Regions from separate parts of the Homo sapiens genome. Here region 1 is linked to region 2. The links are chromatin loops, found by intact Hi-C in ENCODE. Cell type or tissue: dorsolateral prefrontal cortex. All regions are shown on one strand. Each heading gives the region's core, and the rest is flanking DNA. Links, peaks and the distances in the headings are about the cores only. Region 1 overlaps STRN (striatin). Region 2 overlaps VIT (vitrin).

What was found. Hi-C counts contacts between places; a loop is a spot of excess contacts. Peaks named below come from ENCODE experiments on the same cell type or tissue, not always from the same donor. Only the 100,000 strongest peaks of a DNase experiment are listed, where the experiment ranks them.
Region 1: it touches region 2 in a loop (4-fold over the local background); 3 of 110 quality-filtered maps call a loop at or near these places.

The regions. Positions count from the first base shown.
Region 1 is chr2:36,850,179-36,866,293 of GRCh38, reverse strand. It overlaps STRN (striatin), which reads left to right. Exons shown (of 18, transcript NM_003162.4): 13 at 5,041-5,162; 14 at 8,271-8,438; 15 at 10,942-11,082; 16 at 15,187-15,294. Among named protein-coding and RNA genes, the nearest start is that of STRN, 110 kb to the left of the region's middle. In dorsolateral prefrontal cortex, for the core only: no CTCF peak of the experiment used is centred there; a DNase peak (open chromatin) is centred at 8,333; H3K27ac peaks cover 137 bases.
Region 2 is chr2:36,773,266-36,789,380 of GRCh38, reverse strand. VIT (vitrin) reads right to left here. Exons shown (of 16, transcript NM_053276.4): 8 at 15,534-15,590; 9 at 14,314-14,379; 10 at 7,610-7,654; 11 at 5,979-6,041; 12 at 2,105-2,252. The region is part of intron 1 of LOC124905990 (a long non-coding RNA gene); the gene reads left to right. Among named protein-coding and RNA genes, the nearest start is that of VIT, 85 kb to the right of the region's middle. In dorsolateral prefrontal cortex, for the core only: CTCF peaks have their summits at 8,760 and 8,961 (motif pointing left); no DNase peak of the experiment used is centred there; H3K4me3 peaks cover 389 bases.

The DNA of each region.
Region 1 (16,115 bases), core at 6,368-11,367, 77 kb before region 2:
AGAAGTTCTGGACCAGCCTGGGCAGCATGGCAGAACCCCATCTCTACAAAAATCAGCCACTAGTGGTGACGTGTTCCTGTAGTCTCAGCTGCTTAGGGGGCTGAGGTGGGAGGATGAATTGAGCCCGGGAGGTGGAGTTTGCAGTGAGCTGAGGTCATGCCACTGCACACCAGCCTGGGAAACAGAGCGAGCGATACCCTGTCTCAAATAAATAAATAATAGAAATCAATACCAAGATTGCTCAAAACCATACAGTTACATGGAAATTAACCAGCTCCTGAATGATTTATTGGTAAATAATGAAATTAAGGCAAAAATCAAGAAATTCTTTGAAACTAATGAAACCAAAGCTACAACATACCAGAATCTCTGGGAAATTCTGTGTTGAGAGGGAAATTTATGGTGCTAAACACCCACATCAAAAAATTAGATCTCGGCCAGTGCAGTGGCTCACACCTGTAATTCCAGCACTTTGGGAGGTTGAGGCAGGCGGATCACAAGGTCAGGAGTTTGAGACCAGCCTGGCCAACATGGTGAAACCCCATCTCTACTAAAAATATAAAAACTAGCTGAGTGCGGTGGCGTGCACCTGTAATCCCAGCTACTCAGGAGGCTGAGGCAGGAGAATTGCTTGAACCCAGGAGGCAGAGGTTGCAGTGAGCCGATATGCCACCACTGCACTCCAACCTGGGCGACAGAGTGAGATTCCATCTCAAAAAAAAGTTAGATCTCAAATTAACAACTTAACATCACACACAAGAGAAAAACCAACCCCAAAGCTAGCAGAAGACAAGAAATAACCAAACTCAGAGCTGAACTGAATGAAATTGAGACACACAAAAAAAACGTATAAAATATCATTGAAACCAGAAGTTGGTTCTTCGAAAGAATAAGATAGGTAGACCACTAGCTAAACTAATAAAGAAAAAAAGAGAAGATCCAAATAAACACAACCAGAAATGATAAATGTAATATTACCACCAACCCCACAGAAATACAAAAACCAGCCAGAAACTGTTATGAACACCTCTGTGCACACAAACTAGAAAACGTAGAAGAAATGGATAAATTCCTGGAAACAACGTCCCAAGACTAAACCAGGAAGAAATTCTAATTGTGAACAGACCAATAATGAGTTCTGAAATTGAATCAGTAATAAAAAGCTTACCAACAAGAAAAAGCCCAGGTTGAGATGGATTCACAATTGAATTCTACCTAACGCATAAAGAACAACTGGCGCCATTCCTACTAAAACTATTCCAGAAAATTGAGGAGGAGGGGCCGGGTGCAGTGGCTCACGCCTGTAATCCCAGCACTTTGGGAGGTCAAGGTGGGTAGATCACCTGAGATCAGGAGTTCGAGACCAGCCTGGCCAACATGGTGAAACCCCATCTCTGCTAAAAATACAAAAAAATTAGCTGGGCGTGGTGGCAGGTGCCTGTAATCCCAGCTACTTGGGAGGCTGAGGCAGGAGAATCACTTGAAACTGGGAGGCAGAGGTTGCAGTAAGCTGAGATCGCACCCATTGCATTCCAGCCTGGGCGACAAGAGTGATGAAACTCCATCTCAAAAATAAATAATAAATAAAAATAAAGAGGAAGAGGGACTTTTCCCTAACTCATTCTATGAGGCCAGCATCATCCTGATACCAAAACCTGGCAGAGATACAACAGAAAGGAAAACTTCAGGCCAATATCCTTGATGAACATAGATGCAAAAATCTTCAACCAATTACTAGCAGAGAAAATCCAACAGCACATCAAAAAGCTAATCCACCACAATCAGGCAGGCTTTATCCCTGGGTTGCAAGGTTAGTTCAGTATACACAAATCAATAAATGTGGTTCATCACATGAACAGAACTGAAAACAAAAATCACATGATCATCTCAACAGATGCAGAAAAGGCTTTCGATAAAATTCAGCATCACTTCATTTTAAAAACCCTGAACAAACTAGGCATTGAAGGAACATACCCCAAAATATTAAGAGCCATCTATGACAAGCTCACAGCCTGCAAAATCATACTGAACTGCAAAATCTGGAAGCATTTCTCTTGAGAACTGGAACAAGACAAGGATGCCTGCTCTCACCACTCCTATTCAATATAGTACTGGAAGTCCTAGCCAGAGCAGTCAGGCAAGGAAAAGAAAAGGCATTCAAATAGGAAGAAAGGCAGTCAAACTGTCTTTGTTTGCAGACAATATAATTTTATACCTAAAAAATGCTATAGTCTCTTCCCAAAAGCTCCCAGATCTGATAAAACAACTTCAGCAAATTTCTGGATATAAAATCAATGTATGAAAATCAGTACCATTTATACACACCAATAATGCCCAAGCTGAGTACCAAATCAAGAATGCAGTCTCATTTACAGTAGTCACAAAAAAGATAAAATAACTAGGAATATAGCTAACCATGGAGGTGAAAGATCTCTACACTGAGAATTACAAAACACTGCTCAAAGAAATCAGAGATGACACAAAGAAATGGAAAAACATTCCATGCTCATGGATAGAAAGAATCTATTGTTAAAATGGCCGTACTGCCCAAAGCAATTTACAAATTCAATGCTATTCCTATCAAACTACCAATGACATTCTAACAGAATTAGAAAAAATGTTTAAAATTCATATGGAAACCCGAAGAGCCAAGGCAATCCTAAGCAAAAAGAACAAAGCTGGAGGCATCACATTACCTGACTTCAAACTATACTACAGGGCTGTAGTAACCAAAACATCATGGTACTGGTACAAAAACAGAAGCATAGACCAATGAAACAGAATAGAGAGCCCAGAAATAAAGCTGCACACTTATAACCGTCTAATCTTCGACAAAGTTGACAAAAGCAATGGGGAAAGGACTCCCTATTCAATAAATGATGCTGGGATAAATGGCTAGCCATATGCAGAAGATTGAAACTGGACCCCTTCCTTATACCATATATAAAAATCAATTCAGACGGATTAAAGACTTAAATGCAAAACCTAAAACTAAAAAAAGTTGAAGAAAACCTAGGGAATACCATTCTAGACATATGCCCTGGCAAAGATTTCATGATGAAGACACCAAAAGCAATTGCAACAATGACCAAAAAAAAAAATGACAAATGGGACCTAATTTAACTGAAGAGCTTCTGCACACATTAGAACGATCAACAGCGTAAATAGACAACCCACAGAATGAGAGAAAATATTTGCAAACTATGAATCTGACAAAGGACCAATATCCAGAATCTGTAAGGAACCTAAACAAATTAACAAGCTAAAAGCAGGCCAGGTGCGGTGGCTCACGCTTATAATCCCAGCACTTTGGGAGGCCGAGGCGGGCGGATCATGAGGTCAGGAGATCAAGACCACGGTGAAACCGCGTCTCTACTAAAAATACAAAAAATTAGACGGGCGTGGTGGTGGGCGCCTGTAGTCCCAGCTACTCGGAGAGGCTGAGGCAGGAGAACGGCGTGAACCCGGGAGGCAGAGCTTGCAGTGAGCCAAGATCGCGCCACTGCACTCCAGCCTGGGTGACAGAGCGAGACTCCATCTCAAAAAAAAAAAAGAATAAAAACAACCCCATTAAAAAGTGGGCAAAGGACGTGAACAGATAGTTTCCAAAAGAAGACATACATGCGGCCAACAGACATGAAAAATGCTCATCATCACTTATTACAGAAATGCAAATCAAAAATTAACAAGCAAAAAACAACCCCATTAAAAAGTGGGCAAAGAACATGAACAGATAGTTTCCAGAAGAAGACATACATGTGGCCAACAGACAGGAAAAAATGCTCAACAACACTTATTATTACAGAAATGCAAATCAAGACCACAATGAGATGCCATGTCACACCAGGCAGAATGGCTGTTATTAAAAGGTCAAAAGATAACAGATGCTGGCAAGGCTGTGGAGAAAAAGGAACACTTAAATGCTGCTGGTAGGAGTGTAAATTAGTTCAGCCACTGTGGAAAGCCAGTTTGGTGATTTCTCAAAGAAGTTTGAACTACCAGTCAACCTAGCATTATTAGGTATATACCCAAAGGAATATAAATCATTCTGCTATAAAGACACATGCATGTGTGTTAATCATAGCACATAGTAGCAAAGACATGGAGTCACCCTAAATGCCCATCATCGGTAAACTGGATAAAGAAAATGTGGTACATAGACACCGTGGAATACTATGCACCCATAAAAAATGAGATCCTGTCCTTTGCAGGAAAATCATGGAACTGAAGACCATCTTAAGCAAACTAATGCAGGAACAGAAAACCAAATACTGCATGTTCTCACTTATAAGTGAGAACTAAACATTGAGTATACATGGACAGAAGAAGGGAACAATAGACACTAGGGCCAACTTGACTGTGAAGGGTGGGAAGAGGGTGAGGATTGGAAAAACTACCCATTGCGTACTATGCTTTTTTCCTGAGTGAGGGAATAATATGTACAGCAAACCGCCAAGGCATGCAATTTATCTATAGTACCAACCTGCACATGTAACCTTGAAACTAAAAGTTAAAAAGTTTTGTGAGAAGTGTGTGTGTGTGTGTGTGTGTGTGTGTGTGTGCTCACGCAATGATACATTGCATTTTTTTTTCTGTTTCTGTTTAAGGAATGTGCCTTTTCTCTTGATTTAGCACAGAGATTGGCATACTTTTTATATAAAGAGTCACATAATATCTGACTCAGGCTGTTAGACTTTTTGAAATATTTTAGGATTTGCTAGTCATATAATTTCTGTTGCATATTCTTGTTTTTTGTTTTGTTTTGTTTTATAACCCTTTAAAAATGTAAAGACCATTCTTAGCTTGAGGACTGTACAGAAACAGACCAGTGGTTGGATTTGACCTGCTGACCATAATTTACCAACCTCTTAAACCAGAGGAAGAAAAATGAACAGTGCTTTGATAGTACCTGTGTTTTCATTTTTTATAAAAAGCAGAAAAATAGCCATTTGGGTAATTAAACATTCTTATTTTTAACAAGTCATATTATCAGGTTGGTTTTTGAGAATAGCAGTTGATTTATTTTTTTTAATCTCCCAGAGGTCCAGTGCTTTGTGTGGTAATGAGCAGCAATGGTGAGCAGTGTTACAGTGGTGGTACTGATGGACTGATCCAGGGCTGGAATACCACTAATCCCAACATCGACCCCTATGATTCTTATGGTAGGTGATTTCCCAAAGATCTGAAGGAATAAAATTGGTTTTTTAAACACATTTTTTCATAGAATATAAAAGGAAGAGATAAAGAGATTTTTGAAAATAAATAGGTAAAGAGAACCACATCTTTATTTTGTTAAAAAGGACTTCTGTATTTAGGAATTAACTTGATATACAATGCTAAAAGAAGAAAAGAAGAACACATTCTTGAAAATACAGTTCCCACTTCTCTAAAGTCTTATTGATTGGAAATACAGGCTTGACTGACAGTTGTTTTCTTATTTTAGGCATCTGTAGAGTTCTTGATACATTATTACTAATCTGTAATAATATTTCATCATTATTCTTGTCAAACAACTTTTAAGGAAAATGAATGTTGGTGCCATCCCCTTGGTCAATTATTGGAGGGCTGTAGAAGCTAATAATTTTTAAAGCCCATGACACCAAAATATGTAAAAGGCCTCAGAAGTTAAGAAGTACCCTTTAGTTTTGGGAACAATACCATACATCATAAATCATATTATAATCTATCAATGGATATGACCACAGATTCATTTGTAAAAACTATTTAGGAATTGGGTATTTTGGTTTTCTGTTAAGTTCTAGAGTAGTTTGAAGTATCACATTTGTCATAAAAGCATTTTAATTTCATCATCATTTTAGATTAATTTTACCACCAAACCAGAGTAAGGATAAGAAATTCAATAAACAAAAATTTTTCCCAGCATTTATTTAACGAGCATTAATATGTTGTGAAAGGTAACCCCACTCTCCCCTAATTCTCTTATAAGTTATCTGTTCCATGTCTTTCCTTACTTCCTTTACCTCTCTGCCAGAGGATCAACTGTCCCTCATTCTGTCCTAGGCCAGTCCTTCCCATTTTGACTTTATTCATTTTAGTTTCTTTTGTGACTGTACTCGAATCTCTCTCTGTCTCTTTGCGACTGCATTCTAATCTCTTGCTCTTCTGCTCTTGTTCTCTTGCATCTTAATTAAGCCTTACCCTCCTTGCTCCCTTTCCATCCCCTCAGCAAATAAGTAAATTCGGGTATCTTCCATTCTGGTCAAGGAGAAGCCTTTTCTTGACCTTGTTTCCGTCTCTGCCTTCTGTTTAGTCCCTCTCTTTTCCTCATCATCTGTTTCTTTGATGGTATTGTCTAGAAAACACAATTACCAGTTACTAATTTCATGTTTTTTCTCTGTGCTTCATCTGTCTACATTCTGGCTTCTGGCTACAACACTTACATGTAACAAGATTGTCAGTAACTAATTGCCTGATCCAAGAATATTTTTAGTCTTTTATTTTACTGGATGTATTGGCTGTATCTGAGATTGTTAACAACTCCATCCTTTTTGAAATCTGTCCATTCTATTGGCTTTTTGACCCTTTGTGACAATTTCTGTTCCCTGTCCTTCATAAACTGCTTTTATTTTTCTTGCCTTAAATATTGACATTTATAAAGACCCAGACCCTAACTTTTTGCAGTGTACAAACATTCCTTGAGAGACTGAATCTACATCTGTACTTTTACATATAGTTGACTCATACATCTTTAAGCTTCAGATTGACTACAGGAATTTCAGGATGACTGTTTCATTGTCTGTAAATCCTAGCATTTTCTGTGTTTCTTCTCTCGTATATTCTTTTTTAGTTGGTGGCACTATGAGAATCACCCAAACTAGAAACCTAAGAATTACTTCAGATTCCCTGTTCTGTCACACTGTCCCCACTTACTAATTACCTAGTTTTTTGGTAATGACTCCCTAAATATTTCTTGAGTTTACTTTTTCTGCTCTGGCTGTCTCACTGCTTCCCCTGGCCTTAGGTCTTTGTCACTCTTTTTGTCTGCTGAAACAATCTCTTGCCTTTGTCTTGATTCTGTCTAATCTGTCTTCTGTACTACTACCAAGCTTACCTTATTAAATACATACTTGATCCTGCTGCCCCTGGAGACAGATTGCTTGTTGCTTTCAGGATAATTTCCAAGTTCCTTAATATGTAGTAGAAATCACACCATAAACTAGATGCCCTCATCCCATCTACTTCCTATTTCAAAGTCCACACTCCAGTAATACTGAATTGCTTATACATTTACTTGCATATCATGCTGTTTCTTTTTTCATGTGGTTTTGTAGGTGCTGCCTTCTTGTCAATCATGTTCTCCCCCTCTTCTTCAACTGGCTAACATCTGTAAATTCTAGGTTTCACTCTCCAAGTTCTCACTCATTCCAGTTACTCTCTGCTAACTGATGTCTGTCACAATTATTGTACTTTCAACATTGTCTGTTGAGGACTGGGATAGAATTGGGTATTAATCATGTATTTGGCTCCATCATTGAGCATAGTGCCTGACACACAGTGTGTCTTCAATATTTTATGGTATGTGTGACAGAGGATATAAGACATAACACCATTGACATTTCCAGACTTAACATTTGTGAGTCATCTTGAAAGTACCACTTCATAGAATCATTGTGAAGATTAATAAGGTTTCCAATTTGACTTTTATCATGAGACTGTGCTTAACCTCCCCACTTCCCTCCCTCTTCCCCTGCATACACTATCACTGCATCTCAGTTACTGCTGTTTGAGAATTTGGGGATTCCTGTAGATGTCACTTCCTGTCCATTATGAATGCCATATTTTCAGGAAAAACTGCCATCCATCATATAGTAAGATAAGTGAACAGAAGGAAGTATAGCCAAAGTGCTAAGGGACTTCAGAGAGGGAGAGGACCTCTCTGTTCACTTCCTCAGGGAGTGTGAGTTGTGGTTTCTCCAAAGATGAATTAAATTCAAATGATTTCGTATCAACGTGCTTTAAAAATATTTAGACAAATGGAAGGACAAAAGGAAGGGGGAGGAAATACTCAGTTTTTTTAAGGGGGAAAAATACGTGCTTTTAAATTTTAATTTAAAATTTTTTAACTTTATATTTGTATATTTCCAAGCTTGTTTTGATTTACTGTAGCCTGTCAGAAGAATAATAGAAACCAAGAATCATATTTTATACTGTTATCAGGTGCTATTGTTTATATATTTTACTTTCTCTGAAATCTAAGTACCTTTGTGGTTGTTTTTCTCCTGATTTTGCATTTTTACTGTTTTGTATAGATCCTTCTGTTTTACGAGGCCCTCTGCTAGGCCACACGGATGCAGTCTGGGGTTTGGCTTATAGTGCAGCACATCAGCGTTTGTTGTCCTGTTCAGCAGATGGCACTCTGCGTTTATGGAATACAACTGAGGTTGCTCCAGCACTAAGTGTATTTAATGATACTAAAGGTACATACTTTAAAAAATTATTTTGCTGAATCCTCTATAAAACAGTTTATTCTGAAAATAAGCAAGCAGATAAATGATTCCCTGAACTCTTTAAATTTAATTTGAAAGTTTTTGAAGCCACGAAAGTGTATTTGTTTGAATTTCCAACCTATATATAATTTTGTTTTGTTTTGTTTTGTTTTGTTTTGTTTTTTTTGAGACGGAGTATCACTCTGTTGCCCAGGCTGGAGTGCAGTGGCGCAATCTCGGCTCACTGCAACCTCCATCTCCCAGTTTCAAGCAATTCTCCTGCCTCAGCCTCCAGCACACACCACCACGCTCAGCTAATTTTTGTAGTTTTTTTAGTAGAGACAGGGTTTTGCTGTGTTGGCCAGGCTGGTCTGGAACTCCTGACCTCAAGTGATTCGCCTGCCTCAGCCTCCCGAAGTGCTGGGATTACAGGCATGAGCCACTGCACCCAGCCTATAATTTTTGAAAGCATAGTTTTTGGTGAAAGAACACACAGATTTTAGATTTTAAAAAATTAAGATATAATTTGTATGTAGTGAAAAACAGATATTAAGGATACATTTCAGTGAGTCTGATAGATGAGTACACCCATGTAACTCATACATCAATCAAGACATAGAATCCAGGTGTGGTGGCTCACACCTGTAATCCTAGCACTTTGGGAGGCTGAGGCAGGAGGATCACGAGAGGCCAGGAATTTGGGACCAGCTGGGCAACATAGCGAGGCCCTGTCTCTACATTTTCTTTAAAAAAAAAAAAGACTATATTTGCCCATTCTCGTACCACTATAAAGAAATACCTGAGACTGGGTAATTTGTTTAAAAAAAAAAAAGGTTTAATTGGTTGACGGTTCTGTACAGGAAGCATAGCAACTTTTCTTTGGCTTCTGGGGAGGCCTCAAGCAATTTACAATCATGGTGGAAGTCAAAGGGACAGGAGGCATGTTTTACATGGCCGGAGCAGGAGGAAGAAGGGGGTGGGACCTATTTTTAAACAACCAAATCTTGTGAGAACTCTATCACGAGAATAGCACCAAAGGGGAAAATCCACCCCATGATCCAATCACCTCCCGCCAGGCCGTATCTCCAATATTGGGGATTATGTTTGACATGAGACTTGAGTGAGGACACAGATCCAAACCGTATGAGAGATAGAACATTTCCTTTATCTCCCCAAAGTTCCTTCGTGTCTTTCCAAGTCAGTCCCCTCCTTTCCTTATTCCCAGCCAGAGGTACCCACTGTTGTGATTTCTTTCATCATAGATTAGTTTTATCTACTCAAACGTCATGTAAATGGAATAGTAAAGTATGTGTTCTTTGTATCTTGCTTTTATTCTTCATTATAATGTTTTGGAAATTCATTTGTGTTATATCAATTATTTCTTTCATTTTTATTTGATAGTATTTCATTAAGCCATAATTTGTCTATTCATTTATATCTTGATGGATATTTGGGTTGTCTCTAGTTTTTTGCTATTTTGAACAAGGCTGCTATGAACATTCATATATTTTCATTATAGGTGTGTAGAGACTTAGAATTGCTGGGCTTTCAGGTGGATGTTTATTTTACTTTATGTGAAGTCACTAAAAATTTTTCAAAAAAATTTTGTAGTTGTACCATTTTACACCTTTGACAGCAGTGTATGAGCATTCCAGTTGCTCTGCATCCTTACAAACATACAGTATTGTCAGTCTGTTTAACTTTAGCCATTCTGGTGGATGTGTAGTAGTATTTCATCATAGTTTATTTGCATTTCTTTGATGGCTAATTTTGATGAGCATTTCTTTTGTTTGCTTATTGGTTATTTGTGTATCTTCTTCTGCAGTATGCACATTTTTGAACTGTTACCTTGCTGTAGTTAGATTTTGAGCCAAATGAAAAAAATCAGATTATTATATTCACTTTATATGTTTCCTTCTATTTTTATGTTTATAAATAAGCTCTAAGTTTTCATGTATTCTAGATGGTAAATAAAAATACCTTCTGTATTCTTGAGCTATTATAACTTCTTTCCAGGCTTTGATGAGTTGTCTTCATATGGTATTTGCATGACTCTAACGATAAATAATAATTTTAAATTTTACTTTTTAATTTCTCTATTTTTGATGAGCTAACATCCCTAATAAGAGATGGGTTTTTTAAAATGAAGAATTCCCACTATGTCACTCTAAGCTTGAGGTTGGGCGGAAGCAGCAAAATTTGTAATTCATACATGTTTTCCATTTGCTCTCTAAATAAAGGCTTGCATTCCATGAATATATCAGTTGAGTAACAGGTAGAAGATCTGCTAAGCAGGTAAGGGAAATAAATAGACTAGGGCTAAAAGTTACAAAGAAATAATCTCCAATGAATAGTTATGAGCTAATTCTTATTCTAATGGTAAGCCTTGTTTACTTCTTAAGGAAACCATGCCATTTTTTGTTTTGCTCTATTTTAAGCAGATTGTCAAGTAGATGGTTTAATTGCCATTCTATTTCAATATGTTCTCTTTCAGAACTGGGAATCCCTGCCTCTGTGGATCTAGTGAGCAGTGACCCGAGCCATATGGTAGCATCATTCAGCAAGGGATATACAAGCATTTTTAACATGGAAACACAACAACGCATTCTCACTTTAGAATCCAATGTAGATACAAGTATGCATACCAATTTTAAATTGTCTGTGTTTATTTTTTTAACTTAATCAAAATTACGACTACTAGAGTCAGCTGTGAAAAATATTTGTCATTATAAAGCTTTCTGTCTCTTAACTTTCAGAACACAGTTACTTAGAAGGTTGTAATTATTTACCTTTTAAGAATTTGGGTTAAGTTTATGTACATTTATAACTATACTGTTTGAAATAGCATTTGAGCTGTTATGGGTCAAGTTTTATTTTATACTAAATGATTAATTTTCAATTCTATTTGAAGAAAGCCATATTTATTCTGAATAGGAAATTCTATTTTTCATTTCTCGTAATTTCATATTTTAAATCAACTTAATTTTATATTAATAGTATGATTTGGTACAGCTCAATACAGATCATGTTGTGGCACTCAGAATTCCAAACCTGAAGCTTCTTATTGGATGCAGGAAGTCAGGAAATAAGTGCTTTTTCAGGTTATGAAGAAGATATTACAGACTCTTTTTTGGTTTTTGGCTTTCTTAACCATTGCTTTCTGTCGTTAGCCATAATCTAGACAATCACAGTTTAGGTTGCAGTTGATGAAGAATACGACATACATATACTCTTGTTTTAATCTGAGAACTAGCTTTAAAAGTGATGATATGTTGTGTGTGTGCACATGCATGTGTGAACATGTACATGCATATGTTTACATATGTTCTTGTGGTGTTCTCACTCTCTGTCTCTCTCTCTCTCAAAAAGTTTCTTTATTCCTTTGTGGTTTTCATCATTTTCCCTTCCTAACCTGTTGTTCATTGTTTTCTTCTGATATGCTGAGACTTGTTTGGGGAAGTAAGCATGAATAGAACTTTGAGCTACTTGGATGTAAACGAGAGAGACAGGAAAATAAATTAAACTCAGGTGATAGAATTGGAAAAGGAGAATTTTTTTCAGCAAGAAATTACAGGTTTTAGACTCTCAATAAATTTAAAATCATGTTTAAATATATGACTCAAAGCTACAGTAGCAAAATAAAAAACTAATATGAAATTAGAAAGGATGAGAACATTTTTGTAATTACCTTCAGAGATTATATGGCCAATTTGTGAACATCCTGAGTGGAAATAGTGCTTTTTAATGACTGCAGGTTAATAAGATGTCAAGTCTGGTAGATAAGATGGATAAAGAGAACTAGGCGAGTGAATCCACATTTTCCCCCAAGAGATGTGACTCTAAATTAATAGGACTTTTTACTTGACACTGGAAACATTTTGAGAAAACTTCCAAGAATGTTTTTAACAAAGGCAACATTACTGGAATAAATGATCATTATTTTGAGTTGTAATATGTCCTGACATTTTCTAAATTATGTTTTTTACTTTTAAAGTTGTATAAAGAAAACTTAAATTAGTCTCTTATTATGTTTTACTGTGAACTACCCCTTGTTATTTATAATTGATTGTGTTGTTCTGTTTTGGAATTTAGCATATTTTTTTAAAAAAATGAAAGGACCAAACAAGCTTCAAGGAGAAAGTGAGTTTTATATAGAGTTTAAAGTGATGAAGGATGTTTGTTAGAATAGGAATAAATTACCCTTCTTCTCATTGATGTCAATGGCGATTTGACTGTGGTAAAGTCAAAGGTAGTTGAAGCAGATACGTCACAAGCTAGGTATGAGTAGTGTTCTTTGCATTCTGCCGACTTCTCTGATTTATCATCAAGTGGAGAAGCTTCCTTAAAAGTGTTACCAAATAAGAACTTTCTTTTGCCTGTTTCCATGATTTGATTTCAATCATATTTATTTTCTAGCTCTCAAAGCAATTGAGGCTATTCTCTGAAACGTCTCTCTCAGAATATATGGGATATTTCACTTAAAGTATTTCTTTTTTTGTTGTTACTGTTATTCTCTTGCTGGACTTTACCACGGGTGTTGCTCAATGGAGTATTATCTGTGGAGGAAATAATGCGTAGTCTGAATTTTATAAATAAACATCTCTTTGTTTAGGATCTAAACCAGGTGTAACTGACTAAGAACTTACTCCACATGGTCAAGTGAGTTTTTGTTTTATATTTATTTTTTTTTGAGACAGAGTCTCGCTCTGTTGCCCAGGCTGGAGTGCAGTGGTGCGATCTCAGCTTACTGCAACCTCCACCTCCTGGGCTCAAGCGATTCTCCTGCCTCAGCCTCCCAAGTAGCTGGGACCACAGGCGTGTGCCACCATATCTGGTTCATTTTTGTATTTTGCGTAGAGACAGAGTTTCACCATGTTGGCCAGGCTGGTCTCGAACTCCTGACCTCAAGTGATCCGCCTGCCTCGGCCTCCTAAAGTGCTGCGATTACAGGTGTGAGCTACCGTGCCCAGCCACATTTTATATTTAAATAACAGGCTGGGTAATTACCTGCCACTAGCATTGGGAAAAGACTGTCTTCAGTTTTTAAGATGTTATATTTCTAGGAGCCACATGAAAATCCTGTAAGATTAGACTATTTTTAGCTGTATTTTCTATTATGTGAATATAAACTTGTAATACCTATTCTAGGGTTCAAAAAATTTTTTAAACTCTATTTTGAAATAATTTTAAACTTGCAGAAAAGGTACAAAAATAGTACGAGAACTTCTGGCTACCCTTCACACATATTTAGCAGTTTTTAACATTTTGTCACATTTGCTTTTTCACTCTATATATGTGTATAATTTTTAATTCTGAACCATATGAGAGACGTCATGCTCCTATTCCCCTAGATCCTTTAGCGTGTAATTCTAAGATCAAGGGCATTCTCTGATGTAGTGTATTACAATGATCAAAATCCGGAAACTTAACATTGACACAATACTATTATCTGAATTACTATTTATATTCAAATTTTGAGAGTTGTTCCAGTAATATATTTTACAAGGACACCCCTTCCTCTCCCTGGACCATAATTTAATTTTTAAAACTTTGACATACCTTCAATTAGTGTTTTCTTTATGTCAGTTTTTCTTTTCTCTTAAAAAAAGCTTAACAGAAATCACTGAGGTTTTAAATTACTGATTTCTTTTTAATAAAAGCCTTTCAGGAAGAATGTGTGATCATTTAGGAACCAATTTTGACAGTTGTGTGATCTGCATGAACCATCAGGTTGGGAGAGAGTCAGAAGTTAGAATAGGTACTGATTTTGTCACCTGATTGTGGAGGAGTCACAACTTTTTCTGAACCTTGATGTGTTCACTGTAATATAGGCTTAATGATATGTGCTTGCCTGTCTCATTGTGTGTATAATTGAAGTTTCTTTGGAACTTACTAACACAAAAAATACAGTTAGGATGCTGACTTTTAGGATTCCAAACCTAGTTCTGTCAAATGACCATTTCTATTATGATGAGGAAGAGTGATAAAGGGATTTAAGGATTAAGAAGCCCTCTTTGTCATATATATCTTTAGATGATAATGATGTGATACAGAACTTTGTATGCAAAAAGAGCTGAGATTTAAATTTGAGAATTATCTCCATGTAAGTGATGATAGAACTTACTTAAAGTAGCAAAATCTCACAGAACATTGTAGAATGAACAGCGTTAGTGGCTCTAGACTAAGCCATAGATGGCACCCACATATAGCAGGAAATTGTAATTTATAAATATTTCCAGATTTATCAGGCAATTCTCTTTCCTAACATTGAAATTTTGAAAACAGTCACAGAATAAATGAACTAAAGACAAATAATGAAAGTCACATTATTACTTTTTCTTTTTCTTTTTTCTTTTCTTTTTTTGAAATGGAGTCTCGCTCTGACACCTAGGCTGGAATGCAGTGGCACGATCTCGGCTCACTGCAACTTCCATCTCCCGGGTTCAAGTGATTTTCCTGCCTCAGCCTCCTGAGTAGCTGGAACTACAGGCACGCACCACCACACTCGGCTAATTTTTGTATTTTTAATAGAGACAGGGTTTCACCATGTTGGCCAGGATGGTCTCGATCTCCTGACCTCGTGATCCACCCACCTTGGCCTCCCAACGTGCTTGGATTACAGGCGTGAGCCACCGCGGCCGGCCTACTTTTTCAGTCTCTTAGATAGATAATTCAGTTCTCCTTTGTGTGAAAAATATCTTTGACTAAGTTGTGTTGCTTTTTAATTTTTTCTTTTTAGCAGCCAACTCTTCCTGCCAAATAAATAGAGTCATCAGTCATCCTACTCTTCCGATCAGCATCACTGCTCATGAAGACAGGCACATCAAATTCTATGATAACAATACAGGTAAGAATTTATTAAGAATTGATTTTTATTAAAGCAAAAAAAAAAAATCCCTACCACAAGTAGGCTAATTTTGGTGTCTCTTGGTGGTTTCGTAGTCAGGGAATAGGCACTGAACCCCAAATACTCTCCCGTCTCAGTTTCTCTTCACTCTATCCAAATCTGCTAAGACTAGTCTTTATTATACAATACAGAATCATTTTGGTTTATTTAATAGTGAGCAGATGCTATATGTAGGCTTTAGAGCCAAGGTTATCACTAGGGACACCAGGAAAAGTTCACTCAAATACAAATAAAAATGATCTGTTGCTATGATCTATTGTAGTATTATATATTGGGGAAAAGTAGAAACATTGGAAATAGAGGCATATGGTCATTATATTTTGTTTAAAGTTGTTCAGTTATTGAATAGCATTATTCAATATTCAATTATTCCATTACCAAATAGCCTTTTTTAGTGTTGCGGATGGAAAACCTCCAGGTCATTGTATTCGTTTTTCCATAGACTAATCTTTTCTGTATTATAAAACTGACTGGTTGGTCCTCATTGATTTGAATTGTGCATGGAGATTTGCCCAAGTTTTATTTTATTACATTTCACCAGTATAAAGGAAATTTAGGAAGCACTGTGCTGGGAGGAAAGCACCCTATATTAGCTGCCATATTTACCTAAGTATCTGCCTTGTTAATATGTTGACTTCTGCTGACTTTGTTTAGCTGCTGGTGATGAATCATTTAATATTTAAAATTTTTTTCTGTATGTTGTATCCACCAAAATTGTGGCCATGTTTTCTTTCTGTCCCTTTTTCCTTGCCTCATTGTTT
Region 2 (16,115 bases), core at 6,534-11,533:
CATTTACTGGATGTCTTCTGAATACAGAGCTGGTCACTGAATTACAGGACGCCAGGGCTGGCAGAGCCCTAATAAATCATCTAGTCTGACCCTCTTGCTATGCAGATGGCAGCACTTACAAGGAGAGGTTAAGTGACTGGCTTAAGGTCACACAGAGGAGCTGAGGCCCGAATTCAGATCACCTGTCAGCGGTGCATTGCGCTTTCCACTCCACCCTGCTGCTGGGGGAGGGCGAAGATGATAGATTAGCTTATGTGAGCATAAAACAGTGGAAAACACACACATTTCCCTAAGTGCTCCAAATTAATAAGAACCCCGTGAAAAAGGCAGACACAAGGGATTTTTTAGATAGTAAAACTGAAAAGCATGGGGGTAAACTCTTGCTTGTGAATGGCGATCACATTGGGAGTATGTGGGGAAAATGTTTTGGGGGAAGGCGTCTTTATTCTTCTTCCTTCCCTGCAACATTTGTTCTCTAATCCATGCTCTCATCAGCAACACTATTCTCACGCCATTTTTCTTTTCCCTGACATATTTATCATCTTATTTTCATATTATACTATAAAGCTTGCTATATACAAGCTTTTAAAGCAGCTATTTTTAATGCAAGATAACACATCAAGCTTTGAGCCTCCCAGTAAAACTGACTAAGGACATTTGGCATTAAAACGCGTATGTTTCCTCTCTAGTAAAACCTGTCATCCATTGGCTATCTGTAAAAAGTAACACAGGAATGAAAAAGGGTTGGCATTTTGAAACCAGAAAATACCCCCTAAAACCGCACTTTTCTTATTTCAACTCAAAAACTTCAAGATAGATCCCCTGAGCTTGAGAGGTGACATTTGCAGCAATGGGTTATTTTTATCTAATTGAGTGTGACTACATACAAGTGCCAGTTAACTCATCTATTAATTTTTCCTGACAGGAATAGAAGGTAGTATCAAATGTGTTATCGGAATTAAATTCTAAAAACACAAATGTAGGTTCTTATGAAAATAAAGCATTTTATTTATTTCTCTTGACAACTCAAAAATTAATATTGATCTCTTTGATAGAGCAAACTTTGTTAAAATAAAACCTCTGAAGGCGCTGGAGACCCCGCGGGTGTTGTCAGGTATGGATAGTTTTTCTTTTCAGGAGGGTGAGTAAGCTGTGACCGCACTTCTAAGCAATAGGCACCAAAGGTTATGATGGTTTCCACTTCCGTCACCCCTTCCACACCCACTGGTCCTTTGTAGAAGGCATGATACCCATCCTGCCCTCAATGATTCTTGGTCAAAAGGCTACCTATTTAAGATGTGTGTATAAATTTAAGATTATGCACGCTTGTTCTTTTGATTGTTTATTATCAATATCTATGTATCTGTTTCAGTGAGAAACCTATTCATATCTGAAATAAGAGTGATTTATTACCGCCAAATGAAAGATTGAGACTGGATGTCAACACGAGCCCTCCATTTCTATCCTAAGTATAATAATAGAGCAGGTTGGCGAAAGTCATCTAGGTGCTCAGCTGACTGATGGGGGCCGTCTCTCTTCCCACCCATTCTTCTCCATTGCCTGGTGAGTTTTTCCAGTACCAGTGCAGGGGCCTAAGGTTATTTGGAGAAAAGAGAAGATACAACCTAAAGCACCATGTTCTCTAGGCGTCTAACCTATAGGTGGATAGGTTGTAGCACAGGGTGGAGTCCCTCAAACAAATGCTGTAATAGGGTTGAAAGCAGATCCAACCTTCATGATCTACAGATGAGGAAACTGACAATCAGAGAGGCGAAGGCCTAGCCCAAGGCCACAGAGCTGGTTATTGGCTAAGTTAACACTCACACGCATCTCTCCTGTTTTCCAGACAAATAAATATTCTTGAGTGCAAATGCCATCTACTTACAAGTGTTTTTTAATCTGTCCCTTCCTTCAGGAAGTCTCAGATTTCTTAAAGGCATCTGGATTCCTTCAGTTTTTTCATTTACATTTGCATTAGGGAAGAGAACAAATCTGTGCTCAAGGACATGTTGGTAATATTTGTGGCATAAAATTAAGCACGTGGCATAAAATTAAGCACATGGCATGACTTCCTTTCTGGATTCAGAACATTAACTGCACTTACCCATACTGGACAACACCCATCAGTGGACCGGCAGGGCCAATGTCAAGAGCTTGGGCAACATCAGCCAGGAGCTGCTTCTGGATTCGGAATCGCCGTTTGCCAATGCTGGTGCTCCCATCAATTAAAAACGACAAGTCAATTTTGCAGTCTGCGGAACGGAAAAAGACTCTATTATTCTCATGATCTCTCACTGCATTTACCTGGGCATCCTCTTGTTCCTCTTTCTCCATCAGAGCCCCCTGAGAAATGAAAAGAAAGGGAAAAAGAGGTAGGAAGATGCAGGGTATATTTATTTACATCCCACAGGGGTTTCCCTGAGCACCAGGGTCTTGGACACTTAGGCTAGTCCTTATTTCCATAACTGTTTAAAACTCTATGTATCTGCCACAATTATGGGTTTCAGAAGCAGCGACGTCCTAGCCAAGCTAGGGAAGGCTGTCAATGGTTTCCTAGGCTAAGATCTTGTAAGTGCAGACTCCCCGTTGTGAGAATTCATCAAGACTGAGTCGCAAGAGCGTGTGGCTTTTTGCTCTCATCCTAACTTTTTAGAAACCAGTGTTGGATTTTTATAAGGTGTGAGAGATCTGCAAGGCCAGCACTGAGGGAGGGCAGGAATTATAGAATAAGAAATTGATATCAATCTTCTCCTTCATTTCCCTGGGCGAGGGAACCAAAGAAATTATCTACATATATGTATAGGATGTCAGCCCTTGTTCGTAGCTATCCGAGATTTTTTTTCTTTCTTTCTTTTAGTTGTGATGAGGACCAGGATAGTTATTCTGCCTTAGGATCTCTGGATCTCTGTGGATATATGAAGGTTATAAGAGAGGTAAAGGGATGGATGGGCTGCAAGCTCTTTTCACCCTTTCAAACATCAAAAGGAACTAGTGAAAAGCCACACAGGCTAATGGAAATTAGTGTTTCCTTTGCGGTAGACAGGAATGATATCATCTCAGTATAAAACTGACTATTCAGTGCTGATCAGAGGTTCTTATTGGGAGCTATAGATCCCTTTGATTAGTAAAAAGTGAAAAATAAATTATTTAACAGTTGCAATTTAGAAGACAAAAATGTTTCAAAACAGAGCTCCATATAGGAAAAAAAAAAAAGAGTGAGTAAAGTTGGAAATTTCTAGGCTGGTGTATCCGAGAGGACACTGGGGCACTGCCCATTGTGGGTGGGGAGCAGCGGCCAGACGGACCTGCACCTCTCTAATCTGCACACAACCACCCATGTTCTCCACGGTGCATTGTTGCCACAGAGCTGGAGTCTTCCCATTCTTCAGGAGGAGAAGCTCTGTAGGTGGAGAGGGTTGTTGCTGGTTTTAAAAAATTGTTTTAAAGATGAAAGCAATAAATGAACATGAGTTGACAAAGTTTTGAGCAGAAGAATTGATGAGAAATATTTATTGCTGAGTGCTACTGCAGAACTGTGATTAGGAGAAAAGTTATACCTGAGAATGTGTTTTATTATCTTGCAGTGTTGCATGGCAATCAAAACCAGGGAAGTAGGAGATGAGAGGGACCCGTCTGGCACTGGCTGACTTCACTCCATCTAGAATCAGGGCACCTGTTTGTACCTTGGCTCAGTAGCAAATCTCAAAAGAAAAGCTTTTACCTCCTGTCTGCCTGGGCGTTCAGTGCCTACCAATTCATCCTTTTCAACTGGCTTCCCTTGTCCTTTGCTGTCCCCAAACTGCCTATACCCAAGCATGATCTTGAGATGAAGAATGAAAGAGGCAAATAAAGTCCAGAAGCAGAGTTGAAAAATGCCACTAAAACCTGGGGTAAAGGAAAGGAGAAGCAGCATGTGATTCTCATATGCAGCTTATCATGTTGTGGATTCCCAAGCAAGGCCAACTCATTTTTTTTTTCTGGCGGGGCTTGCAGTGTGAATTGTTGCCAGCAGGTGGCAGTGGAGTTCTTCAGGGTTTGCCGCCTACTAGCACCTACAGTTTGCTAGACTCTCAGGCTCCACCCAAACCTATAGAGACAGACGTGCATTTTAACAAGATCCCCAGGTGATTCCTGTGCACAGTAAAGTTGGAGAAGTAATCCTGAGGTGGAGTTTCCCTTCCAGATGTCAGCAGATTAGTTCAATATACCTTTTGGAATAAAGTATTTTTGGGAACAAGTGTTAATTAGAGTAAGGGCCAGAGGGGATTTTCTTTTTACATGAATAAAGTACATGGATATTGTAGCATCTATTTTGATTCCTCACAGGCAGTTTTTCTCCTTATTTCTTACATCTGGAATTGTTTTCAGGATTAACGTATTCATCTTATAGTTAGGTCTTAAGAAGGTGAGCTGTTTCTCTATTTGCTTAATTCTCTTTACTCACTGGCCTGATGGCTGATACCACGGTTACTTTTGCTCCTCTTTTAAATGACAATGGTTCCAGCTCAGGGCATGTTTTGACTGAGACCCATGACTTTCTTATATAGAGGTGAAAACATTCTGATCTGAAGATGCCAGCATCAGTGCTAACAGGTAGAATTGGGTTATACAATGTTCAGTGTGAGCAATTTATTATGGCTAAAGAAGAGATCAGAGGTTGAAAGTCAAGGAAGAGAAAGTAAGATATAGTATCTATGGGAATCACTCTATCAATGTATTTAATTGCTGTAGTTTCCTTCAACATGGTACCATTTTATAGACTAATGCTTTGTGTTGTCCAATACATCAGGCCAGTGTTTCTTAACTCTGGATACATACCACAGTCATGTACATATCAGGGTTGCTAATGCAGCTTCAACAAATGAAGACTCCTGGGATTCACTCTGTAAAGTGCTTCTCAAGGGTAAATGTGCAAAGGAATCAATCACTGTAGAACCAGCAGGTCTGTGTTTCTAACAAGCTCCCTGGTGATGCTGATGCTGATTCTGCTGGTCTCCAGACCACACTTTGGGTAGCAAGGTCTAGGGAGAACCTGATACAGTAGGTATGAGGCAGGAAGATGGGCATCTTTAATAATGTCTTCAGGTGATTCTCATATGCAGCAAGGTTGAGCCTCACTGTCCATTGGTGGCTGACTAGTAGTGACTTTCTAGCGGAATATGCAGGTGCTTTCTTTCCATACCTTGCAGGCTACTACTATGTCTTTCTCATTTTCCTTGTTTTTCTCTGGTTCTTCCTTTCTGATATCCTCAGGTGGTTTCTCCTCCACCTAGTGTTGTTCTCCAGGCTTAAGTCTTCTGTATCTTCTTACTTTACTGTGTCTCCCTAAGTCACATTTTCTGTTCTCATAGCCTCGGTTTCGAACCATAGCTCATTGTCTTACAACTCTAAATTTCTGATTGGGCTGTTCCTTCTGAATGTCAGACCTGGGTAGTCTTCTCTCTACCAGATCAAATGTCTCGAAGAAAATGATAGACATAAACCTGCTTCATCCCCAGTGTTCCTCATTGTAGTACCATTTACCTAGTCGCTCAACTCATCTTTAACTTCTCCCTCTCTCGAACCTCCACCTTCCATCTTATAGATTCTCCCTTCTCTGTATCTCTTGAATATGCCCATTTATCTTCATTTCCACTTCCAACTCCGAGTTCTGGCCACCATCATTTGCAGTAGACCATTGCCCCTGCTAACCTGCCCGTCTCCTCCTTTCATCCTTCCTTGTCTTTCCGTTCCATCCCATTCTTCACCCTGTTGCCATAGTGATGTTAAAACATTTTGATCCTCTCCCCCTCATGCACATAGACAGTTTATATCCTTCAAAAGCTTCCCTTTCCCCTTAGAACAAGGTGTCAGAAGAGAGGAGATAAATAGATCCACGGTAGGAGAGAGGCAGGTTTGAGTGGGAGTGAGTGGGAAGAGAGGAGAGAGCAGTTCAGATGTCAAAGACACCGTGGGTTTCTAGTTGTCAATTAACTTACTTGGATCTCCCAGGGATACTGGCTCCAAAGACTGTGTGCTCAATTCTTCTTTTGGAACAAGTCCTGGAAAGAGCAGTAAAACTTTTGGTGACTTACAAGGAAAGGAAGCAGCTGGCCTTACCCCATGGGAGGGGACATAATGGATATTCACACCCAGCTTGGGGGCTTGGCTTAAAGCTAACTGTGCTTTTTTTCACATCACCCCCATCCTGAGAAAAATAATAAATTAATATTTACTTACAGCCTATCAAAAACATAGTACTCTGCTGGGGGATTTGAAATCAGGAGACTTGAGTTCTGTTCTTGTTAATTTATTCTTTATTCTGAGCCTTAGTTTTGTCATCTGAAAGCGTTAAGCACTTGGCCATTGTAAATTATGTCTCTGTAAAATTCTGAAAATCTTGAGCCACAGAATGTGTCTTGCTCGAATAAACCTCCACCGTGCCAAGATCATGTAGGTCCTCAGTCAACATTTGGTGATTGACACAATGAACGAAGATGAGTAAGGCACAAGAAGGACAATCTAATGAGGATTGGATGTGGACTGGAGGAAGACAGTTTATTTAAAAGTAACTCACATAAGAGGGCTTAAAATGCAACTCCTCCCTCCCAGGTGTTTGAGACTAGAAGTAGAGATTCAAAAAGGTTTCATGCTCTCAGAAGCTGTGTGTGTGAGTTGCATTTCAGCCTTGGGGAAGGGGGTGTCTTTAGAGCCATGTACATGGGAGCCAAGTTCATAAATATACCATTTAAAGAAATAAAGACAATAAAAGCGAATCCTTTTAGGCTTGGTAACACGAATGGGCTTCCCAGGCAGAGCACGCTTGCAGCACTGGAAGTGAGTCTCCCCGTTTTCAGGAGGCCCGGAAGTTCCGGGATTCCCCGGAGTGGAGGAAGGTGCGGGGGTCTTCGCTCGCGCTTGGCTGCAGTGAGCTTTCTACTGGCTTGTTATTTTTTCCAGTTTGCAAAGCACATGATTTCATCCTTCCGTTAAAGGTCAGCTAGCTCATCCCACTTCCTCACATCATTTTAAACATTCACTTTGGGTGGCTAACAGCATTTCTCAGCCAGGAGCCTGTCGTGGAAACGCCCCAAGACTCTGCGTTGGAGGAAGGGGAGAAGTACAAGTCCAGAGGCGGAGTCCTCTCCTTCACCTCCTTCTTCCCCTACCAGTACAATCTTCCCTCCCATGAAGAGCTGGAAGGTCTTGTGTGTTGGAGTTTCAAATATTTAATGCAGTACGCAGCAAACAACACCCATTCTCGTGAAGGGAAAACCTGAAAGCCATTTTGCAAAGGAGGAAGTGGAGTTGGAGGAAGTTAAAGTGTGCTGCCAGATAGAGTCAGGGTCCAAACCCATTTTGAGGGTGGGAAACTAGCTCCCTTCTGGCTTTTTGTCTTCACGTTTCCTCTCTCCCTTTTGTTATCCAATATTGCCCCTTACCCCAGGCCTCCCTAGGGAGGGAGTTTCAATGTGCCCTTTGTAGGACCCTTAAATCAGAGGCGGGAGCCATTAGAAATCCTAGGCTAGTGGAGCTCGGCCGCTATGCCAGCTGGATTATTAGACTCTTAGTTCTGCTATCCTGCGCATCTTGATCCACGCGTGGCTGAGAGGTTGGGCTGTATAATTACCTTCATCTAAAAGGACCGATCCAGGTTTCCATGAGTCCATCTCTCCTGATTTTCAAAATTGAAAAGAAACAAACTTGTTACTTAAACCAAACCAGCAGAAACTCTTGAGTGAATTGCCGGGATGATAAGGTTTCCCAATTGTGTCTGAAAGTTCAATAAAGGAACAGAGGGCCAGAATTTTGGATGAAGCAACCTGAAATCTGTATGATTTTTTAAAATCTGAAGCTCTTAAAGTCAAAGGCATAAACATCTTTACCAATTTCTTTTTCATTATGCACCAAGAATCTTGGAATAATGGGAATCCTTGGATTCAAAAGGAACTAAAAATTCATCCACTCCAAACCACCTCCCAATCTGTTTTTGCAACATCCCTGGCCTGTGAGTGGCTGGCTAGTGCTTGATACCTCCAGAGACAGGGGATTCATTACATATTCAACCAAAGTAGTAGATTCCTTCTTGCACTGTTGAGACTGAATCTTTTGCCCTAAATCCTTTCCCATCTATCCATACATCCACACTTATTAAGCACTCACTATATGCCTAATATCGTTCTAGGTACATTTGTCCCACCTGTTTGAATTCCCTTCCTTGGAACTACACTGAACAAATATGGCCCCTTCAGAGATCAGGCAATCCGCTTATTTCCCGAGATTCTGCTTCTCACTGTGTGACTCAAGCAGAATAAAGGAAAGTAGCACCTGGACCTGTATGCAGTAAGATGTTTAATGGCCTTCAACCACAAACTGGTGCTAATGAAGTAGAAGGGGTGGAGGGGAGGAGGAGAGTCTTACTCAATAATCTCTGATCTTTTTTGGAAAATCATGGCTGAGAGGGGCTCAGGGACAGCACAAATGTGTCAGGAAGCCTTATAACACACAAATGGCTGTTTCCCTTTCTTTCTGCCCCTCTCCCTCCTTTCCTCTCTTTTCCATGTCTCCCCTCCCTCCCTCCATCCCACCCTCCCTCCTTCTCTATTTTAGCTCAGAAAGTTGAGAGCATGATCAACTGTTTTATTTCTTAAAGGCTATCAGCTTTTCTGCCAGCTGAAATTACTAACACACTGAAAAAAGGGTGATATTTTTCTTTATGTGATGAAGATGCCAGACAGTTTTGAAAGGCAATCTGTTACTGCACATTCTGGTTTAATGGTGAGACCTGAGTTTAATCTAGTTCGGTCATTAACCAGGTGTGTGACCTTGAGCTAGTCACATACCCTTTGTGAGCCTTAATTTCTTTGTAAGTAATATAAGCAGATTGGGCAAGATAGTCTCCGCATTCAAGATATTTATGACTTGCTTAAACATTCTGATCAAGAACATCCTGCTTCTTTAGCCTTATTACTTTATCGCCACCTACTGGTGAAAATATGCACTTTACCCTTTTCCTAAAAAAATGTGCTGCTGGCTTCCCTCACTTTTTGCCCAAGGCTTGCTTGCTTTCTTTTTCCTTCTTCCGATGCACTCTTGAATGTCAGGAAGATTAGGATGCTGGGTGCTCTATTACTTTATCAAGAGATAAACAGTCCCCCAACATCAGGGATTTCCAAGCCTCTTGCTCCTGTCCTAGAAGCCTGTCCTTATATTCATGCCACTTTCGGTTTGTTTGGGACAAGTTTGAACCAAATTACATTCATCCAAAAGCCAAAGGCTGAAAAATATTTGGACAGCTGAGACTTGGTGTTTTTTGGACTCAGTAGTAATGAGAAGTAAATTTGTGAGAACATTTGTATTCTGGCGTCAAGGAGGAACAGGGTGGTATCAAGAAAAGACATCAGAAGCCCATCCTGGGTCAACCAAAGACCAACTGGGAGCCTGGGGGGCTCACTTACTTTCTTTCCAGGTTTGCCTCCAGTTTTTTGCAGTGTAGGGTTGTCATAAAGACTTTCCCTACACTGTCACATGGAGGAGACTTGAAGGAGGTAAATGTGTATAAAATCACTCTGAGAAGTGTAAGTCACTCTTAGAAAACCAGGGAATTATTTTTGTGTTTTTGTGACAATTCTTGCTTGGTCATCTCATAGATACAGTCAGGTCTAAAAGAAGTGTTGGTTCTAATACTGCATGTCCTCACTTACAAGTGGGAGCTGAATGATGAGAACACATGGTGGGGAACAGCACGTACTGGGGCCTGTTGGAGGGTTGGGAGGTGGGAGGAGGGAGAGCATCAGGAAGAATAGCTAATGGATGCTGGGTTTAATACCTAGGTGATCGGATGATCTGTATAGAAAACCACCATGGCACCCATTTACTTATGTAACAAACCTGCACCTTTGGCACATGTACCCCTGAGCTTAGAATACAAGTTGGAAATTAAAAAAACAAAGGTATATTGGTTCTGAATGATTTCTGGGGTAAAAATGTAGAAGCCATTGGTGTTTATGGAGAGCTTGCTTAGTGTCAGGCACTGACTGAGCACTTTCTACGTATTAAGTCACAATCATCCAGTGAGTTAGGTGCAGCTATGATCCCATTTTACAGGTGAGGAAACTCATGCACAGGGAGTGGCAGAACAGAACTTTAAGCCCATGCGGGCAGGCTCCAAAGCCTACCCCTAACCACCATCTGTTTATCACACACTAGGAGTCATCATCGCTTCAGCACCTCGGGGTACTTGGTTAGGGCACTGAAGAGCTGGGCCTGGCCCAGCCACCTGCAACTCATGCTAATGTAGTCAAGTCTTCAAAAGGGCCCAGAAGCATGCCTGCTCCTAAGACTGTGGTGTGATCTTGGTGCTGGTTCCAGCTCCTTCTGTTCCATCTAGAAGTCACCAACACGGGACCCAAGCAAGAGCTGCAAACATGGCCCTTTGGGCTCTCAAATTTTATAAGACAGAAGCCCGAGTGTCCCTTCAGCTCCCTCGTTTCTTCCCAGTGACTCCCCTGGGGTGTAGTCTTTAGGAGGAAGTGGCTCTGAAAGGCAGCAGGCATCTGGACCAGCAGAATTTCTAGGCTTCCCTTCCCTTCACCTGGCTTCATGTCCCAAGGGCTGCACTTTCCCTGGAGAGCTGCTTCTTGCTGTACCGAAGTGGGGAGCACTAAGAGGGTGGGCTGTTGCAGCTGTGCCCAGGGTGTCGCCATGCTGGTAGCGCATCACACAAGGACTCTCAGAGAAGGCTGAGGACAGTCTGGGGTCCTGGGCGTAAGCCATCATGCCAACAAAGCGTCGACAGTCCCAGGTTTATAAATGGGCTACCATCCAAGGCTCGGTGTGGGGTATTTTTTGGGAAACCTGGCAGCCTTTTCTCTTGGAAACATTAACTCCATGGTTAGGTTTCCAGACCAGTGAAGCTTCTTTGACTCAAACACAGCTCATGGTACCAAGAAGCCAACCAGCATAAGGATGGTTCTGAGGAAAAGCCACCAGGTTTTAACTTGAATTATCAGGAGCCCACCACCCCTGCCTCCTCCATACAGCAGGAGTAGCCTGCCCCAACTCCCAGAACCGTGGTAGGAGGGGTAAAGGCTGGCAGTGGGGGACGCAGTGTGTAGGAGGCAGTGGTGTTGCTGATGACTCTGGAGTAGGAGAGTGTGGGGCCTGTGAAGGCAAAAGCCCCAGCAGCATAATTCTAGAATTTGAAAATACTTGATTCGTGTTTGTAGCTCTAATGCACAGGACAGTATCTGACATACAGTATGCTCAGTACATTTTTTAAAAATTAAATAACAGATCCCCTTCATATGAGAGCTTCAGCTTAAATGGGGGGTGCATGAATTTATATCTGTGGCTGAAGGCATAGTGGGAGAGAGTGGCAGGAATCACTCATGGGTGACACCTGGTGTCCTGTAGAAAGGAGGATGACAGCATCATCAGGTCCACATGTAACTGCTTGTGTCTGGGTTGATCTAAACACAAAGGAGGTGTTTAGTGCGGATCGCAGGATTCGGTTGCCCCATGTGATATATTTTTATCAGTAAAGGGAATGGAGACAGGTGGCACGTTTATCCATTTTCCAGATGACACAAAGATTACAAGGATGTTAACACATTCAATGACAGAACGAATACTCAGGAAGATTGCAGCCGACTAAACGAAGGAAGGATTTAATAGAGATATGTGATTTTCCAGTGTGGGCTTCAAAAACTCGATTGTGTCTAGACAGGATTGAGGTGACCTGCTTCTACAGAGGTATATGATAAAAAATCCCAGCGACTTTAGGTATTGCAAGCTCAGTAGGAGATGAGCCAGTGGTGAGACAAGCCTTACCCCAAATGGAAGTTGGGGTGTTTTAGTGGGAGCAGAGTATTGAGGACTAGAGAGGCAATTGCCTGGCACACTACCCTGGCAGCACTGTGTTCTGCTCGGGGTGCCCTGGTGTATGAATTATTAATAGTCTACAGCATAGTTAGAGGGTGTACTGCCAAGTCCAGCAAAGACCTATTGGAGGGATTAAAGAGATATCCTGGAAAAGATGAGATATAAAAAAAGACATGAAGTCTAGCTTCATGTATTTGAAAGGCTCTCAAATTTAAGGCACTCTCAAAGGTTCTCAGCCTTCTTATGCTCTCAGAAATTGTCAAAGACCCCAAAGACCTTTAGTTTGTACGAGTTATATCTATTAATTTTTATCATTTAGAAATTACAACTGTGCACTTTCTCATTTGAAACAGAATACTGACAATTTGTTTAACTATTAATTTACTTTATTTTTACTTATTTTATTTTATTATTTAATTTTAATTTTTTTGAGACAGAGTCTCGCTCTGTCGCCCAGGCTGGAGTGCAGTGGCGTGATCTCGGCTCACTGCAAGCTCCGCCTCCTGGGTTCATGCCATTCTCCTGCCTCAGCCTCCCAAGTAGCTGGGACTACAGGCGCCCGCCACCACGCCTGGCTAATTTTTTGTGTTTTTAGTAGAGACGGAGTTTCACCGTGTTAGCCGGGATGGTCTCGATCTCCTGACCTCGTGATCTGCCCTCCTTGGCCTCCCAAAGTGCTGGGATACAGGTGTGAGCCACCGCGCCAGGCCATTTTATTTTTTTTGAGATGGAGTCTCACTCTGTGACCTAGGTTGGAGTGCAGTGGCGCCATCTCAGCTTACTGCACCCTCGGCCTCCCAGGTTTAAGTGATTCTCCTGCCTCAGCCTCCCGAGTAACTGGGATTACAGGCACGCACCACCGGCTCATTGTTGTATTTTTAATAGAGACGGGGTCTCACTATGTGGGCCAAACTCGTCTCGAACTCTTGAGCTCAAATGATCCACCTGCCTTGGCCTCCCAAAGTGCTGGGATTACCGGCGTGAACCACCGCACCCGGCCTAACTATTAATTTACTTCAAAGTGACAATAGAATTATTATATTTTAATGTAAGCGTTAATTTTTACTGAAAAAAAACTGTTTTCTAAAACCAAGGCTTCAGTGAGAAGAGTGGCAAATGTCTCCAATGTCTATCATAATAGAAGATAGCTGGAGTCTGTTATCAGCTCCTGCAGTCAGTTGTGATATGTTGTTGTTGTTGAAATATGTGGAGAAAATCTGTCCTCACAACAACATGTAGTCAGAGAAGGGAAGATGTCACAGAATCTCTGAAAGCGGGGTCTTTGGACCACACTTTGAGAACCACTGGTTTAGACAAATTAGTAATGAGGAGCTGAAGTTCTGGATAGTTACGTCTAATAGTGCCACCCACCAAATGAAGGGGCTGGGAATTCCCTACCACTTGAAGTTATTCGATATAGGGTAAAGGCCTCTGTCTGGCACACCATAAGTGATTCATTTTCAGGTGAGAAGTTAGACCAGATGTACTTTATACAATTCTTTCCAATTCCATAATCTGACGATTTTATAGCTGAGGAACTGGGCAGCTTGCCTTGTATACATGACTGCATCTGAGATGAGAGTTGGTCGAAGGATATCTAAGAACTCCAAATGTTCTTACCTGCCTTTACTCAGGGTGTGCAAATGGCTTCCTTCCCCTGTAGGAGCCATAATGGAGCTTCATAGCTAGTCTAGGTCTGAGCACCTAGAGTGTGTTGGGGGAGTCCTTTAAGTCAGGAACACTCTGAGAGTTCATGGGAGACTCTGAGGCACTCAGAGCAAAGTTGCAGGGATGATGGTGAGGAGAGAAGCAGCAGAAATTGGGTAGGATTTGAAGGTAAAGGAACATCTAGGAACATCTGTGTGGGTCGAGACAGAGTGGCATTATTGGGAGCATAAAGGAGAATGGAGAAGAAACAGAGAATCCCAGAGCTATAGAACTGGAGGATGGTAAACTCAGAAAAAGGGAATGAGGCCAAATACATTCAGCAGAATACAGCATTGAAACAAACCCAAAATTGTCAGGCAGTAAAAAATTGAAGATGCAAATCAGGTTATGTGCCTCCTTGCCAACCATCCCCCATGCCATATCCGAACCATGTGCTGTATCTGGGTATTTGTGCTTTATCCTGGAGGACTGTCTGAGGATGGGCCTGGTAGGTGCAGAGAGGCAAAGAGGCTGCTTAGTGAGGGAACCTCTTGAGGAGACATAAAGTAATGACAGCCCTTGGATGTCTTCGTTGACAAAGATTTTCTCTTTGATGCACTGAGAACAGATCAATCAAAGAGACATTTTCTCGAGGTTAAAATATCTTAGCATGCTCCCAAACTCTGGTGACCTGAAGTTGAGCTGCAGAGGCCAAGAACAAGTGTGTGGGGAGGTCCTCATGTTTGCAAAGTGCCACAGAGCAAATTCCTAGGGAGCAGAGATGGTAAGCAGTGGGCAGCTTACCCAGGCTGACATCCGCTCCAACAGGTTTCTGGAAGGCAGCTCCTGAAGGATCTTGCCTTTGGATACCTGAGGGGATTACACAGGGTCAGCCGATTTACACACAACCAGCAGGCTGCTTTCTTTCCTTATTTTGCCCCCGGTGAAAATTACCTTAGTTCAGATTTTCCTTGGAAGTCGGCCGAGCTCTCTGTGCCTGGTTGTACTTCTGGGGGTTGCAGAGGAGGCAAAAATCTTGGCCAAGGGGACAGGAGGAAACAGTGCTCCATGGATTGGGCTCCTGTAGAGTCCCACGAGTCTGTAGAGGCCTAAGATGGCCTTGGAGTCCTTGCCCTGGCCAGTGTTCTCATTCTCAAGCCTTTTTGTCCAGGACAACAGCATGTGCATTGGCAAAGGTGCAATTGTGAAGCTCATAGAAGCTGCTCGCCCTGACCAGAGGAGCCCATTGGGCCCCTGTTCCTATCCAGTAGCAAGCAAAACAGAACCTACAGTTTCTAAGAACATGTGGAGAGTGGACGAGTATCCCCCAGCAGGGAGAAGACCTGCTTCTGATCCTAGTGTCCTGTGGCTTCAGAGGGAATGGTATACTTCCACCAAGTCTATCAGCTCATAGACCGGGCTGTGAGTAGAGTTTGTGGAAACCGTCAAACCCTGCTAGATTTTCCTTTCTAATCTCTGCAGGCCTTAACAGTGCTGCAGAGAAGAGAATTTGCTGGATTCCTAGTTCTTCGGCCAAACCATACAGAAATGAAGACAGCCAGGGGCATTTCAGAATTCATAGGTGAACTCCCGGGGAGAGAGAATGTGTTTCTGTCCCCCGTGGCATAGAATTACTCAGGCAAAAAAGAGAGAAAAAAAATCCTCTTTCCTGGGAGATGATACAAATTTCCCTTCGTGTTTTACCGTAGTTCCTCAAAAATAAGCCCCAGAGAGTGCCCCTTTTCAGGTCTGTAAGAGCCCGGTTACTGAATCCTGAGACATTCCTATCACAACCTCTACAGACTCGCTTCAGGGGAACAGAGAGTGGGACAGGGCTTTGCTTACTTAACCACTTCTTTACATGTTTTCTTAGAAGTTGGGCCCTTGAGTGGCATCTTCTGTTGGCCTAAGTGGTTTAATAGTCCTTGTCCAAATCTAAATTAAATGGCAAAGATGTGGAGAGGAACCGCATGTAAACAAGCTTAACTTTCATCAGTGGCTGGAAAGGGAGTTTAAGGTCTTACCTGGATCAGCTCTGGGCCTGTTTTGGCTGCTTGTGTAGGTGGCAGTGGACCAGAGATCTGTAAGGACATTTGACTGGTCAGAGCATGAATTTTATTTAATTAATTAATTAATTTATTTATTTTTGAGTCGGAGTCTCACTGTATGCCCAGAGCTGGAGTGCAGTGGTGCGATCTCAGCTCACTGCAACCTCCGGGTTCAAGCGATTCTCCCACCTCAGCCTCCCGAGTAGCTGGGATTACAGGTGCGTACCACTAGGCTCAACTAATTTTTTATATTTTTAGTAGAGATGGGGTTTCACCATGTTGGCCAGGCTGGTCTTGAACTCCTGACCTCAAGTGATCTGCCTGCCTCAGCCTCCCAAGGCATGAGCCACCACACCCGGCCAATAAATTTTAACCTGACTGTTTTCATTCTTTCTATGATCCAACCTAGCAAGACATTACCAAGGTTGGAAACAAGGTGAAGCTCTATATTTGGGCAGTCCAAACCTGCCTTGGAAGAGGAATTCAAATGAAAAAAAAAAAAAGAGTATTTAACCTAAAACACCAACTAAAAACTACAGGTAATAATAACCTTTGTAT